2 separate regions of the Homo sapiens genome follow, and region 1 is linked to region 2. A link is an interaction called in ENCODE POLR2A ChIA-PET data of the cell type or tissue named here. Cell type or tissue: Panc1. All regions are shown on one strand. Links, peaks and the distances in the headings refer to the core of each region. The heading gives the core; the rest is flanking DNA. Region 1 overlaps PPARG (peroxisome proliferator activated receptor gamma). Region 2 overlaps ATG7 (autophagy related 7).

Evidence for each region. Peaks named below come from ENCODE experiments on the same cell type or tissue, not always from the same donor. Only the 100,000 strongest peaks of a DNase experiment are listed, where the experiment ranks them.
Region 1: POLR2A ChIA-PET joins it to region 2 with 8 read pairs; 1 of 35 experiments calls an interaction of 5 or more read pairs at or near these places.

What each region holds. Positions count from the first base shown.
Region 1 is chr3:12,329,382-12,332,297 of GRCh38, forward strand. The region is part of intron 2 of PPARG (peroxisome proliferator activated receptor gamma); the gene reads left to right. Among named protein-coding and RNA genes, the nearest start is that of PPARG, 42 kb to the left of the region's middle. In Panc1, for the core only: no CTCF peak of the experiment used is centred there; no DNase peak of the experiment used is centred there; H3K27ac peaks cover 838 bases.
Region 2 is chr3:11,556,731-11,559,646 of GRCh38, forward strand. It overlaps ATG7 (autophagy related 7), which reads left to right. Exons shown (of 21, transcript NM_001349232.2): 21 at 1-935. VGLL4 (vestigial like family member 4) reads right to left here. Exons shown (of 5, transcript NM_001128219.3): 4 at 2,602-2,725; 5 at 1-2,097. The coding sequence ends at 1,826. Among named protein-coding and RNA genes, the nearest start is that of VGLL4, 86 kb to the right of the region's middle. In Panc1, for the core only: no CTCF peak of the experiment used is centred there; a DNase peak (open chromatin) is centred at 1,451; H3K27ac peaks cover 2,500 bases.

The DNA.
Region 1 (2,916 bases), core at 267-2,766, 770 kb after region 2:
GTAGAATTAAGGTTTGTATGGCATGATAAGTATAAACCAGTTTTGGGACCGCTATAATTCTAAAAAAGCAGGTAGACTAGATGATTAGTTGTACACTTATTACTGCTAATTCTTGATTGTAGAACAAATTTTCCTATGAAAACCATGTTGTGTATTTTATATCTCTATTAGTTCGTTAAAAGTTTAGCAGTTTTAGATGTCGAACCAGTAAAAAACAAGTTGCCCATTCTATCATTTTTTTTTATTGTGGTAAAATATATTTAAGATAAAATTTACGATTTTAACCATCTTAAGTGTACATTGGTACAGTGGCATTGGTTACGTTCACAATGTTGTACAACTGTCATCCCTATCTATTTCCAAAGCTTTTTCATCACCCAAACAGCTCTATACCCACTAAACAACAACTCCACATCACCCACTCCCCAGCCCTGGTTATCTCTGTTCTACTTTCTGTCTCTATGAATTCGGATATTCCAGTTGTTTCATATAAGTGGACTCATATAATATTTGTCCTTTTTGTATGGCTTATTTCATTTAGCACAGTGTCTTCAAGGTGCATCCATGTTGTAGCATGTATCAGAATGCCATTCCTTTTTATGGCTGAGTAATATTCCCTTGCATGGATATATACCACATTGTGTTTCTCCATTCATCTACTGATGGATACTTGGGTTGTTTTTGCCTTTTGCTATTGCAGATAATGCTTCAGTAAACATTGGTGTTCAAGTATCTGTTTTAGTCCCCACTTTTAGTTCTTTTGGGTATATACCCAGGAGTGAAATGCTGGGTCACATGGTAATTCTGTTTTGCTTTTTAAGCAACTGCCAAACTGCTTTTCACAGCTGCTATACCATTCTGCATTCCCACTGCAATATATATGGGTTCTAATATCTCTACATTGCTACAACACCTTTTTTTAAAAAAAAAAAAAAAAAAAAAGCTGTCCTATTAGGTGTCAAGTGTTATCTCATTGTGGTTTTGATTTGCATTTTCCTAATGGCTGCTGATGTTAAGCATCTTTTCATGTGCTTATTGGTCATTTGTATGGGTTCTTTGGAGAAATGTGTATTCAAGACTTTTGTCCATTTTTAAATTGGGTTGTTTGCCTTTTGCCTTTCTATTCTTCTCTCACTTTTAAATTGATTTTCTCCCATATTTCTCCACAAAGTCAAAAAGATGATTTCATTTGAACACAGATAAATGCTGTCAGCCTTCCATTGCCATATACATTGAATTAAGGTCAAATGCTTTTTGTGCTGTTGCTAAAATCACTTGAGAATCTGTCTCTCTTCAACTGAAAGAATTGTTCTGGATGCGTTGATGCTGTGGAATTCCTTGTACTCTCTCCCAAATCTCATTTAACAAGCTCACATTTAGGGTGTGATTCACTGTGAAGTATTCCAGAAAATAAAATCCATTTTCTCAGAATGATGAGAAATTTTACACCTTGAAGAGACCATCTCTTTTCCAAACTGAGATCCACAGATTCTTGGAGATCCACAAATATATTCTTGGGCTCTGAGAGTTTTAGAATTTTAAAATAATCTGTTTTTATATCAATAATCTAAAAGGTCATTAGAAAGCCCACATTTCACAATACAAGGACATTTTCCTGGAATGAGACTGTTTTCTTACATTAGTAAGATGGAAGTGACTTGCCTAAGATAACACAGCAAGTTAAAACCAACACTAAAACTCATCTTTGGAAGCTTTTCTCAGTGTTCTTTGTTACTAGTGTGGAGATCTTGCAATGATTCTGTCTTCATTAAGTCTACAGGTAGTGGGGAAAGCAGAAAAAGAACAAGTATTAACTAAAATGATGAGTGCTGTAAGGGAGAGAAATGGCAGTATGAGTTGTGTAGAATGAGAGCAGTTGCATAGGATGAGTTAAGTTACTGTGAGAGTTTGAGGAGGTGGTTTTTATGCCGATAGTTGAAGAGTGAATTGGAGTTACCTTAAGGGGGTTGTGAGAAGAACCATGTTACAGATGGAGGAAATGAGATGTGAAGGCTGTGATGTGGGAAACAGCTTAGTTTACTCCCTGATTTAAATGGAGAAAAGGAATCCAGTGAGGCTTCAGAGAGAAGCAAGAACTAGGTTATTCAGGGTTTAAGACAATCAAAAGTCAAAATAGAGTTTAAACAGGGGAGTGACATAACCTGATTTGCATCATGCTGGCTGTAGTATGCAGAATTGATTGGAGAGGCAAGGATGGCAGACAGGACGCCAGGTGGGAAGCTATGGAAAGGTGCATATGGAAGAAGAGAGTGTCTTTGGATTCCAGTTGGTAAGTGGAAGAGACTGAAGCATGTGGCTGAATGTAAATGTTTAATAAGTAGAATTAAAAGGACATGGCGATTGGTTTGATGGGGATGTCTGGGCCTTCAATTATGACTCCCTGTTTTTGGCAATGATCAGCTGGGAGATTGGTGGCAGCATTTACTAAGACAGGGCTCATTGAAGGAGGACCAGTTTTAGGGAATAGAGGATGAATGGAGTTTTTAACCTGTTGAGTTTCAGTTGCCTGTGAGATATTTCAATGGAGTTACCAAATAGATATTTCTATGTAGTGTCAAGGTTCAGACTAGAGGACTGAGGCAGAGATATAAATTTGGTCTTAATATATCCATAGTGCTTGAAACTATATGTGTGGAGATAGTTATATACTAATGGTTGTCAAATTAAGCATTTTTTCCAATTCCTTTCCCAGAATCTAGTCATGTGAAATGATGAGGAACTGGAATGTACAGTGTATACATTGTTCTTGGCAAAACTAAATTTAAATTTCTGCTTAACCTAATCAACCAAAAAGCCCTTTTTATTTCTGCCTGTGTAAAATCTTTCTTCAACATATTAAGCCATTTTTCTGTCTTGGTAAATATGATAGGGTGAAATAAAATTTAAATTGAATTT
Region 2 (2,916 bases), core at 306-2,805:
TACATTCTTTACGCACAGCGTAACGATGGTCTCAAAATCACCCATATAGAAAAGTGTTCTCAACGATTTTTCCTACAGAAAATATAGGGGCCTGAATGCCAAAGCTTGGAAGCCCAGTACAGTGGGAGTGAAATGTGTGCGGGGCAAGGAGAAGGGCTTTTCTTTCCTCCACTTTTCAAAGGCCTGCAGCCACTCTGTGACTACAAGAGCCAGTCCTCCGACCTTTTCACCCAGTGCCAATTTCCAAAATTCAACAGCTAAAAACTGTAAAACCGGGGGTCATACGGTGTGCAGAGTCCACAAAGCCTTGCAGGTGAGGTGACCACGCCCACGTCACCTGGTCAGGTGCCATCGTCGTGAGCCTCTGGTGGGCCAGGTGGGACACAGCACACCCCAGGGGGAGGGGATAGAAACGCTCATTGACCAAAAAGGAGCAGCTGTGACCTCCACAGCTGTGTCTGTCATGCTTGCTTCATCTAATTTCTAGTTAGTAGCTATTAATATAGCAAATAATAAATGCAGTAATAACAGTATAAAGTCAGAGGAATGTATACTGCCTTGGCCCCAGCGTACGAGGAAGCGTATAAAACACCATATCACAGATTGTCTGTCAGTAATCTGCTGTTCAGCCAAGAGAGTTCAAAGGGAGCAGTTTCTGCATGTAGGGAAGTTGGAAGACACAAACCCCACCTCCCCTGGGAGCTTGTAACAAAGCAGACAGGGATGCAAAAATAAATGATGTCAGCCTGCAGCCAAACTCCAGCATCCCACACCGCAGCTGACCCACTGCTCATCGCGAGGGCCTGCCAGGAGCTGGCCTCCCGCACTACTTGTGAGTAAAGTGAATATCAAATACCAATCTTAGAGTACAACTGTACCAGCAGTAAGTATATCTAGGACTGTAACTGACAAAAATAAACTAATTCTGAAAAGAAGATAGTAAGTATTAAGGTTTTTGTTTACTGTCTATATAATTAATAGAAACCAGCTATTTTTTCTCCATTAAAACATGCATCACGTTTAAAGCACTATGGAATCCTCCAACCTCAGCTCTAGTCTAACAAACTGCAGTGTTCAGAGAAGATAAAATGCCCGTGATTGGTAGAGTCTGCAGTCCAGTTGCAAGCACCTGAAATCTAGAGAGAGAAAGACCTATAACCTGTATGAGACTTCCCCTTCCAAAGCTGTATTGTCTACATTAAAAAAAACAAAAACAGTAACAACAACAAACACACAAATGGTCAGAAATGTCATCCTTAAACCCTTTGTTTTTCAGCAGTTTGCCCTCAGAGTTCTGGCATAACACATAAAGTTGTCAGGCAACTTTAGTCCTCCTCCAATAGTGCAAATCAGACACGACAGTTCTCTTCAAGTATACACACGCACACACATGGACCGAACCAAACACGCCGTGGAAGCTGAGCCACACACACCCCGGTCTCAAGAAGCAAAGGAAAAAGCACAAAGCGTCTGAGTCACCAATTCATCATGGCTTGTGACTGAGAAAGCGCTGTGGAGTCCTGGCCCCGTCGGGGCAGCAGACCTGCATCAGAGGTTTCTTTGGTAACTGAGGCAGGAAGTAAGGATGCTACATTAGACAGATGTTCCACGCGTAGTTCCTGCTATCATGTTTGAGGGCCCCCTTGTACGGATACCAAGCAAGTACAAAAACAGAACACAAATCCCAACAACATGGTTTTTGCAAATAAACCATCCCTTCCCTTCCCCCCACCCCACCCCCATGATTTTTTTTTTTTTAAGTACTGACTGTTCAAAGCTCAGGCAAACCATGCAGATCCACGTGTTGTTGGAGGAGGCGCTCCCTTCAGGAGACCACAGAGGGGGAGTGACTGTGGCTGACCATGTGGGCAGAGGGGCTGGCGGGCTGGCCCCTGCGAGAGGCGGACTCAGGGCTGCTGGATGCTCCGTCCTTGGCCGCTTTGATCTGGAGCCACGTGTCACCCAGAGCTTTGGCAAAGTGGTCGTCCACGGAGCCCGTGATGGACACGGAGTTGGGTGCCGGCTCGGGCTCCTTGTAATTCTTGCCCAGGCTCCTGCGGAAATGCTCCTCCACCACGGGGTCACAGGTGGTGGCAGCTGCAGGCAAGCAGGAAGGCAGGCAGTCAGACACAGGTGGCTGCAGACAGACAGGCACGGTTGCAGCACCCTCCCTCAGGCAGCCCAGAGCCGGACTGGCTGCCACGGTCAGCGTGGGCTCTGCAGACAGAACCCACCTCCCCCGGCTAAGTCAGGCACTTGGGCAGGTCACTTTTCTGTAAAATGGTGATGTACCAACTGCACTGGGCCAGAGTCCGAGTTCAGAAAGAGAATGTGGCATTAAATTTAAATAACAGTAGCCGCTGCCCTCCCTGCAACTAGGGCATGAGACCCTGGAACTGAGCGAGGCGGTGTGTTTCTCATGCCCTTCCCACCCAAGTCATGCGCAACGCTAGGCGCACACTGGACGTGCTCAAGAAATACTTTTTCAACCTCAGCAATAGATGGGCTCAGGGGCGAGAGGTTTCAGCCAACAGCATGACAGAGAAGGGCTCTGCTGCCACTAGCACAGCTGTGACAGGTGAGGAGGCCCGGGACACTCACCGCTCGGTGGCCTCCGGTAGCTGGCAGGCCCGGGCGCGGCACAGCCGCTGTGCGCGATGGGGCAGTGCGAGAGGTTGCAGTTGCGGGCGCCAGCCGAGGCACAGGTGATCACGGAGGGCCGGTTCTGCGGGGAGGAGGGGTGTCAGTATGTGGAGACCAGCTTCAGTACCGGGCACCACCCCTGGGGCCCTCCCCAGCACCCTTCAGGCTCTGTCCTGGTGCCCTTCCTGACCCAGTCTGCCACCTCCCACTTCAATACTGGAGTCCTGTTGCTAAACACAGCCAATCCACAGAGTGAGCGCAGCTCCAAGGGTG